Regions from separate parts of the Homo sapiens genome. Here region 2 is linked to region 1. Evidence: read pairs that join two places in POLR2A ChIA-PET (ENCODE). Cell type or tissue: MCF 10A. All regions are shown on one strand. Region 1 overlaps MOB3B (MOB kinase activator 3B). Region 2 overlaps MOB3B (MOB kinase activator 3B).

Evidence for each region. ChIA-PET counts read pairs that join two places held together with the same protein. Peaks named below come from ENCODE experiments on the same cell type or tissue, not always from the same donor. Only the 100,000 strongest peaks of a DNase experiment are listed, where the experiment ranks them.
Region 2: POLR2A ChIA-PET joins it to region 1 with 5 read pairs; 3 of 35 experiments call an interaction of 5 or more read pairs at or near these places.

The regions. Positions count from the first base shown.
Region 1 is chr9:27,360,655-27,365,654 of GRCh38, reverse strand. The region is part of intron 2 of MOB3B (MOB kinase activator 3B); the gene reads left to right. Among named protein-coding and RNA genes, the nearest start is that of EQTN, 66 kb to the right of the region's middle. In MCF 10A, no CTCF peak of the experiment used is centred here; a DNase peak (open chromatin) is centred at 3,014.
Region 2 is chr9:27,502,324-27,507,323 of GRCh38, reverse strand. The region is part of intron 1 of MOB3B (MOB kinase activator 3B); the gene reads left to right. Among named protein-coding and RNA genes, the nearest start is that of IFNK, 19 kb to the left of the region's middle. In MCF 10A, no CTCF peak of the experiment used is centred here; no DNase peak of the experiment used is centred here.

The sequences.
Region 1 (5,000 bases):
TAGAGAGAAGGGCATGTTCTGAGTCTCAATTATTGATTGCAAATCACTTAGAGATCTTGTAATCAAAGATTGTTTTCTATATCATCAATACAGGCACATATCTAACAGTCTGGTATTATTGCTGATGGTTTGTCTGGATTATTATAAGACTAGTCAAAATCTAACTCCAAACCCTTAAGATATACAATCTATTTCAGTTAGGACTGCTGGTTAATGTTGTCTGGCATTAACTTTCTGAGTACAGTGACTGAAAATTAACTCTCACTACCTGAAAAAAAAAAAAAAAAAAAGAGAAGAAGGAAGATTTCAATGATAAAAAGAAAGTTTCAGAGTTTTTCCTTTCCACACCCTAGGCTGGATCACAGTGTTCCTCATTGCAAAGTTTTCTCTTCTCCCCAAAAGCAACATGCAGCCTTCCATGCCAGGACTATATATATCAGGAGTCTGGCAAAAAGCTATCCTTTCTGCTGTGGGTTTTCTTTTTTTTTTTTTGCCTCCCCCAAACAGGAGATGATGGATTCACATCTTGACTAAATAAGACCACTGCTCTTTTCTGATTCAATTTTGATCGATGAAGTATTCCCTGCCTTGCCTGTGCCAGGTGCTTTCAAAGGTGGAATCAAAGTATAACACAGTCCCTTTGTTCAGAGAACTTACAGCAATATAAGACATAAGTTTGAGAAACTAGTAGAAAATAATGCAAGGTAGATTATACTCCAGGGCTTATTTAGTACCTGCCACTGTAAGTTTTTTGCAAGTCCAGAATTGATGTATTAATGCCAAGACTGCTATCATGAAAATAAATAGCCAGGAATTTAATCCCAAAGTTTGTCACAAAGACCATTTGGTCAATGGGATACTAAAACTAACAATTCACAATAGAATACTGCAAGGCAGTAAGCTAAACCTTTTAGATGTTTATGTAATTAATCTGCACAACACCCTAAGCTACAAATAACATTAATATATCCCCATTTTTCTTTAAGGGATATATTCTTTAAGGGGAAAGTGAGGCTTGGAGACACTACATCATCTGCATATGGCTACATTGTGAATAAGTGGTAAAGGTAGAAATAAAGCCTAGGAGTTCTGGTTACAGACTCTGTGTTTTAAATCAATAGCTATTATAAGCAAAGGGGAATCCAGATTTAAATAGGATTTTTTGCTACAGATATTCTCAGATCCTTTACTATGCTTGGGTACGTTGTAAACCTCTATGAAAACAGCATTTTTGCCAATATATTTGGTCTCAGAATCCTCTCTTTTTAGCCAAGGATCTCTCAAGAATAGTGATTTTTAAAACACATAATGGGGAATACTGAAGTGGAGGGTCTATCGTGTCTTATGTACTCATGAGGCAGAAGGAGGGCATTGGTTATGGTCCTGATGTTGGGTCACTTGTGCCATGTAGAACACGGGTTGCCCTTTGCTCAGACCCAGCCATGCACAGCTCCCCAGGTCCAGGATGCCATTGTAGCTAGCCAAGTGTCCGTTCGAGGTGATCCAGTTGCCTTTCTTCTTCCAATTGCTGAGCTGGATTCTTTTAAAACAAACATTTTTTGAGCTCCTTCCACAAGCAAGCTAAGTGCAGGTCATAAAATGGTGTTTTTGGCTGGACAAGATAGCTCACACGTGTAATCCCAGCATGTTGAGAGGCTGAGGTGGGAGGATCGCTTGAGCCCAGGAGCTTGAGACCAGGCTGGGCAACATAGTGGGACCTTGTCTCCACAAAAACATTTACAAAAGTTAGCCAGGCATGGTGGCGCATGCCTGTATTCTCAGCTACTTGGAAGGCTGAGGCAGGAGGATTGCTTGGGCCCAGGAGGCTGAGGCTGCAGTGAGCTGTGATTGTGACACTGCACTCCAGCCTGGGTGACAGAGTAAAACCCTGTCCTTAAACAATGAATAAATTAAAATAAAATGGTATTCTTGTCCCTCACCTTCCCTGACACCATAGAACCTATAGGATGCTGAAGAAAGAGCCTGAGTTTTGAAGCCAAATCTCTATCTCCTTTTACCCTTGTGGCCTGGGGCAAATGATTTAACTGAGCTAAGCCTCAGTTTCCATTTAAAAAAAAAAAAAACTGAGCCGGGCGTGGTGGATCACGCCTATAATCCCAGCACTTTGGGAGGCTGAGGTGGGCAGATCACGAGGTCAGGAGATCGAGACCATCCTGGCTAACACAGTGAAACCCCGTCTCTACTAAAAATACAAAAAATTAGCCGGGCGTGGCGGCGGGCGCCTGTAGTCCCAGCTACTTGGGAGGCTGAGGCAGGAGAATGGCATGAACCTGGGAGGCGGAGCTTGCAGTGAGCCACGATCCTGCCACTGTACTGGGCGAAAGTGCGAGACTCCATCTCAAAAAAACACAAAAACAAACAAACAAAAAAACGAAAAACCTGAAATAATAATTCCACTACTCAGGGTGTCACTGGAATTAAATGACATTGCACATACACAGATCAGCCCTCATTTGGAATTCCCTTTTCTTTTAGTTATGTAATGGAGATTGGATACTTCTTTGCAGCACCATGAAGAAAGAAAACCACCTCAAATCAATCAGTTTTCATGAACTGGCTCTCTGGAGCCTGCCAGGAAAGGGAGTGGGTCAGCAAGCTGTATCTTGTTCTATCTTGCTGCCATGAGGTTAGTTACATAGAATGAGAAAGTTCCAGAGTCTGCAGAAGGGGTGGACATCCGAGGTCTCGCCATCTGAAGGGATAACCTCTTCCAAGTCCCACCTTCTGAGGTTTATTTAAAACACACACACAAATCTGGACGTCTGTAAGGCAGAAGGGAAAAGGGTGAAAATAGTATGCAAACTGTAGAATTGGCCTCTGAACCATCAATAAATATAAGAATTTTTCAAATGCATGTAGCTTTCCTGTTCTTTTCCCACTCTCTGTGAGCTGGATTTTGTCTTTGACTCAGCAGAGAACCCAGTGGGGTTTCCTAGGCTCCTGAGGGCTCCCAACCTCTTTGCAGTGTCTGGAGTTGGCCTGGGGTGACTGCAGTGCATGCTGAACATGTCTCAACTTGAACCGTTTGCAGCTTTTGCTTTTGAAGAATGAATTACATGGGAGGGAGGGAATGGTGGAAGAGTGGGGCCTGACTTAGCAGCCAGAGCCAAGAGATTCTGAGCCTGGAGTCCTACCTACCCGAGGAGTTCAGGTGGGAAATAATGAAAGTTGAACTTACTCCCAAAGTTCCATTGAGTGCCAAGCACAGTACAGATACTAATAAAAACACTACAAAGTAAATTTGTGTATTAGTTTTATAATAAAGTTGAGTGATGAAGACTCGACTGGATTTTAAACTAAAGACCTAGTTTAAAATCCTAGCCCTACTGCTTACTAGCTACATAGGCTACATAAGCTGTAGCTAGTAAGAAGTCAGGTTAGTATTTTAAACTAGGTCTTCCAGATTGCAAAACCAACTACTCTAAAGCCATAGCCCAAAATGGATAGGCAAGAGGCAAACCCCCTTCAAGGCCAGAGACAAGTCAGAGACCAGGTATGGAATGGAAGGCACAGCTGAGATTTCTGAGCTGAGCAGTGGCAGAGATGGGGGGAACAGAGCCGCTTGGAGACAGTCTAAAAGGGGCCAGCAATTGCCATGAGCATCCGCAGTGTGTCCAAAACTTTGCCTTATCTGTAGCCAGTGTGGAGGGTAGGGGGGCTGGCTATAAGGGCCACACAGATAAACTGGCACAGCTGAAAGTCCCTGTGTCCCCCAGCATCTGGTGAGCTTCCATGAGACTGGAACCAGGGGAGGAGAAGTGGGAGCACACTTGAGGGAGTTTGAGCTGCCCAGAAAGGAAGGGCTTCAGAGCTAAAAGTGTGTGCAGAGCCCGTGAGCAGTGCTCGTGGACTTTGGAGTCAGACTAACTGGCTAAATCTCTCCTCTACTATTTCCCCGCTGGGTGACCTTGGGCAGCTACTTAATTGTCCCAAATCTATTTCTTTATCTGTGAGATGGAAGTAATTTAAGGCCTGTTCTGAGGGCTCAGTTAGCTAATCTATAGATAGGGCTTGGCACAGTTCCTAGAACATAGTAAGAGCTCAGTAAATACTACTTTTTACTGTTAATCCCAGGTCTGTGGTCTTAAGGCCTGGGCAGAGAAAGCTAACATACTCTCGTTGAAGGCAGCAGAGTATGTTAGCTGACCTCTTCTTGCCTCTGGTTGTGGCTTCTGATGCTGTGGACATTTTTCTGTCCTTCTCCTTCTTCTGTCCCCATCCCCTTTCTTTTGCTTATTTATGTCTCTGTGCCACTGAAGAGTAACTTTTAGATGCCTCACTGTGCTTGACAATCGAGTGGTTCCTCTAACCTGGGAAGAGAGAGCGTTGTACTCTGTAATACTCATTTTTTGGATTTTAGAGTCAGGCGGACTTGGTTCAAATCCCAGCCCTACCACTTTTTAGCAACAGAATTCATGCTGAAGAGCTTCAGTGCTATTTATCTATGAAACATTAATAGGAATAATAAAACCTATTCCACAGATACATTGTGAAGACAACATATGTCGACCTCCTGGCATTGTCACCAGGTGGGTTACAGGACTCCCCATGTGAAGGAAACATACCTATCTTAGAGGGAATTTCATCACTTCTGGGACTCAGGCTTCAAAGACTCCAGACCCGCCCCCAGTGTGGCAACAGCAGTTCTGCAGGCCCCTCTCCACTGAGAAAGCAGCCCATAAACTCTGCATGTGGCTGCCCTCCACCTTCTCCTTGGCTCTACCGCACCCTCAACCCCAAATCCCAGCATCTGTTGCCCAGGCAGTCAGCTCCCAAGCAGTGCCAGAACTTCTCCCTGGGTTCATTTGATATGTTGCCACTTTGTTTCAAAGAAAAGCCATTATCAGTGTTGGGACCCAAGGGAAGCAGATCTTGTCACTGCCGCCTGCCAGACATGTTCCTTCTCATCCTGCCCTGGGGTCCCAGGTGATCCCATTACAGTGTCTCACCAGACAGCTGCTGCTAGGTTTCTGTGGAGG
Region 2 (5,000 bases), 140 kb before region 1:
ACACGGAGGATCCCACTGGCTGGAAAGAAAACAAGAAGGTAGGAGTGAAGTATGAATAGAAGATACTTGTGCACTTGGATCCCAGCCCTGCCACTTACTAGCTGTATGACCACGGATGAATTTCTCATCATATGGAAGCTTCTGTTTCTATATCAGCAAAAGAGGAATCATAACATTGACTCATAGACACAATGATAAAAATGTAAAATGCTTAGCACAGTGTCTTAAATGTGGCACACAGCAAATGGTATCAGTCACAGTAAAACTCAGTAAATAATTTTGCTTGTTTGTCTATAAAGCAGCAATACTACATCATAAGACTATGGTCAAGATTAAATAAGTTGGGCTGGGCGCAGTGGCTCATCCCTGTAATCCCAGCACTTTGCGAGGCCAAGGCAGGTGGATCATGAGATCAGGAGTTCAAGACCATCCTGGCCAAGATGGTGAAACCCCGTCTCTACTAAAAATACAAAAAAAAAAAAAAAAAAAAATTAGCCGGGGTGTGGTGGCTCACGCCTGTAATCCCAGCACTTTGGGAGGCCGAGGCTGGCGGATCACGAGGTCAGGAGATCGAGACCATCCTGGCTAACACGGTGAAACCCCGTCTCTACTAAAATTACAAAAAATTAGCCGGGCGTGGTGGCGGGTGCCTGTAATCCCAGCTACTTGGGAGGCTGAGGCAGAGAATTGCTTAAATCCAGGAGGCGGAAGTTGCAGTGAGCTGAGATCAAGCCACTGCACTCCAGCCTGGGTGACAGAGTGAGACTCCGTCTCAAAAAAAAAAAAAAGATTAAATAAGTTGACATAATTAAAGGGTCTGGCACAGTGCCTACCATACAGAATATGAACATATACAATAAATATTGGCTATTGTGATGATGAAAAATGGGGGTAGATGAGAGGAGACATTTCAGACACAGGCAAGAGGTACATAGCCTGGTATGGGCTTGGCAAATTACCTGGTTCTCTAGGATGGAAGTTTTGTTCAAGTGAGTAGTAGTTGAAAGATAGATGATGGTTGTAAAATATGTTAAACATGAATTAAAAGCCTCTTAATTGGGGATATTAAATAAAGAGTCTAGGATTCCAGAAGAAAATTTAAATGAGTGATCTCTAAGTTTCCTTCTGTTTGAGATTCTGTGGTTCCTCCAAGACTTCCAGTGGTTCCCAAGAAAAACTTGTGAGTCAACCATCCCACTGCAGTAGCGATCCAGAGCTGCAGCCTGGAACACACCAGCAATAAGGCAATGCTTCTCTGTTTTGATAACAGCACCTCATTTGCTAAATGAAAAAGAGTTTTAGTTTCCATGTGGCAATCTGCCCAGGCATTTGATTTGACAGCTAAGAGAGAGAAAGGTAAAAGCCCATGCGTGTAATTGGTGACACGTTATTTCCTGGTCATTTTTTTCCCCTTAGTTTTGAGAGCCAGAGTCAAAGAGAAGGAAGAGAGAGGGGGAAAAAATGGCTCTACGGGAAATGAGTTTCCAGGCAGAGCTGAGACACCTGAAGAATGTGTCACTTCATATACTTTGCACGTGTGAGTCAATAGGCAGTTTCAGGGTTTGCCAAAGTGCATCCAAGGGCTGGTGCAAGAGAAGAAACCACTCCAGGAGAATTAATATAATTCTGGTAAGACAGCTTCATGCATTAAGCTTTCAAGAGGGCCTGAGAGGTCTGTGGACTTCATGCAGAACTGTTTGCACAGCATTGGCCAGAGTTGGAATATAAGCTAGTACAGCATTCCCAACTTCTTCCTAAATTTATTTTATGTGAAAATACATTTAGAAAACTCAGAGTTAAGCAAGTCAAAGAGATTTCTTTACTGCAGAACATCTCAGGATCTTTGTTATGCTAATATGAATTGTGAGTGTCCAAGAAGGAGAGTGTGAATGCAGTACTTCCCACATTCACGGGAAAGTGGTAGGTTTTAATGTAGAATGTATCTAGGGACTAGAGTCTTAAGCAGCCCTTTGGGAAAAGCTGATTTGGGGCAGGAACACCAGGCCGTCATTCCTTCACTCTTGCCCTTTCCCGGGGAGGTCTAGGTACGGACACAGATGTTTGCAGGCAGCCCTGTCATTCTAGCAGCTGAATGCAGGACATTGTCCAGGAGAACACCAGTCATTTGCAAAAACATGATGCGGTATGGTAGGTAAAATAATAGCTCCCCAAAGATGTCCACATTCTCATCCATAAAGCCTGTGAATATGTTATCTTACATGCCAAAAGAAATTTTGTGTATGCGATTACACTAAAGATATTGAGATGGGTGATTGTTCTGGATTATCAGGGTGGGCCAAGTGTAGCCACAGGGTCCTTATGAGAAGGAGGCAGGCAAGCGAGAGTCTGAGGAGATGCAATGACAGAAGCAGAGGTCAGAGTGATGTGGGGCCACAAGTCAAGGAATGCAGGCAGCCTCCAGAAGCTAGAAAAGGCAAGGAAGTGGATTCTCCCTGAGAACCTCCAGCAGTAACACAGCCTTGCCACCCATTTTAGACTCCTGACCTCCAAACTGTAAAATCACCTTATGATGTTTGAAGCCACTAAGTTTGTGGTAATGTGTTACAGTAGGGGTGGGAAATGAATAATGAGGTTTGATATTGGTCCCACTTTTCCTGTGCTTGAATGTGGATGGATTGACATGCTTCCAGACCCCTTCTAAGGCCCTGCTCCTGTTCAGGACTCTGATAGTCAAGGAGGTCATCCATAACCACCCTCTGGCTAGTGTGCCCTGCTTTCTTGCTGTCCTTCCTTTATCTCCCCAAGCCCCAGGGCCAAGTATCACTCTACTGCTCAGATGTGCAGTGACCAGGCCAGTCACTGACAGTCTTTGAAAGAAGTGATGTGATTGGCCACTGGTTGTGCTATGCATCTGTCATTTTTGTAGTGTGGGCTGAAGAGCATACTTCATTCAGTTACTACTATAATATCTTGTGGTAACTGAAATTTGAACAGGGTTGTTGTAGGATGGGTGTCATTTAAATTGTGCTCACTGAAATGGGTGCATATCAGAACCACACAAAATGAGGACTGCATCTTTTAAAATCATGGTGCAAATCCTGCAGTAGCATTGTTATCACTGGACTGGGGGACAGGCAGCCTAGCCATGTCCTCTTGTGTTTGCTGAATACCAACGTATAAATGTGGCTGATGCAAGCATTAGGGATGTCAGTAAATAATGTATGAATTTAAAGTTGAGCAAAAGATGATGAAGCACTATTTGTACTTTGTGTCTGATGGTCACAGTTCAGTTATCCAGGAATCTCACTCTGAGACCCTGTGATTTGCAAGTAGGAGGTTCATTAGGGACTGCTTATGGCCACAAGGACTGGCAGGGGAATGAAAGCAGGAGAACGGAACAGAGGGAGAAGATGGCTGTGATGCACAGGGGGCTCTGGAGCCGGGACAGCCTGAAGAGTGGTCCCGAGTTAAGGCAAGGGGGCAAGGCCTTTATGTTTCTCCATCAGCCAGTCATTGGCTGTGGGTTGCCCAATCCCAAGAGGGCAAACTCCCTCCAGGGCGGTGGCTCTCTCTAACTAAGCATGCTTCTTTGAGAGGCCCTCAGCTGAAAGCTGCCAGCCTCTAACACTCCCAACTGGGAGAATAAATGCCCTAGTCCTAAAGGAATCTGATGGCACATTACAGGGTCCACTACCCTGATTATTCTATGATTCTGGTGCCACTGGACAGCCAAACTTTACAGAGGGCTAATCAGTATTTTAGCAAGGTTCAAGTCAGAATCTGGGGCAGAGTATGCAGGAAGAAGAGACAGGAGCGCAGGAGAGCTGACTGAGGCTGCTGCTGACGGAGAAGGCAGGGCCGCCTTCTAGGACAGTGGCCACCTCTCCTTCCCAAAGAACAGCAGCCAGTTGGGGCTGGATCCGCCTCCACTTTGATTTTCATTTATGGTAACTTATTAATTTGCGAGAAGTTGATGGTCTCGTTACTTTATCTTATCTTGCCCTTTTCGGGCATTTGGGCTCTGAATTGGAGCAGATGGAGAGGACAAGAACTTGAAATGAAAAGTTACTACATTTGACATTCGTGGTCAATTTTTCCTCTAGTGAAATATAGGTACCATGTAAAGGCAAATTGAAATTTTTTCAACTCCCAGTCCTTCCCTTTCCCTCCTTTTTTCTTCTGGTTCTTAGACCTCACACGTGTGTCATGTTCTTCCTCCAGTCTAGTCACCCCTAGCTCTTTATTTGAGGAGAATTAGATGCCTGAAGTCCGGCTCCTGCTTCACTGAATTGGGAAACAATGAAGTCAGCATCTCTCATTCTCTGAACTAACACTTACAGCTTTGGGAAACTACCTCTTTCCCCCAAGAAAAAGGGTCTGCAGATCTCTGAGAGAGGTTGCTAAGAATTCAGCAGGGAGATGAACAGGATAATAGAGGACTTTGTCACAAAGGGCTGACACCATGTTTTAGAATTGCTGATCTTAACACTTAGGCTAAAACCTGGATAAAAAGAGATTCCTGCCTACTTTCCTGTGACATTCTCTTTAGAAAGACTGAAGATACTCCCATCTGTAAGAATTTAGTTTGGGCATCCTGGTGGATTGAGGGCTTGGAGGCCACATGACAAAAGCTTTTCATCTGGAGGACCAAGTCTGACCCTTCAGTAGTGGCTGCCTGGAGAGGCTGTGTTAAGAAAGATTCTGAAGCCAGAAAAGCTTCTGTCTCCTTAGCTGATGGCTGCCCTGGCCGTGTTCCTGGGGAGGAAAGGGACACCTGATGTGTACTTGGCCATCTCAGGACATTAGTCTTCACACAACAGTCCTCAGTTGGCTGATGGGTGTTTTTGTGCTTAAACACTATATCCAATGCATACCTTTAATCTGGTTTGGGGTATACTGTAGTTTGTGAGTTATTCAGAGGTAAAATGCTAAGTACAGGATGACAAGTTGAAGAGGTAGCTGTCCAGTCCCTAGACTTCACAGAAAGAGTGAAAGATAAATTAAATCCTAAAATAAGTATATGAATAGGGAAGAGGTAT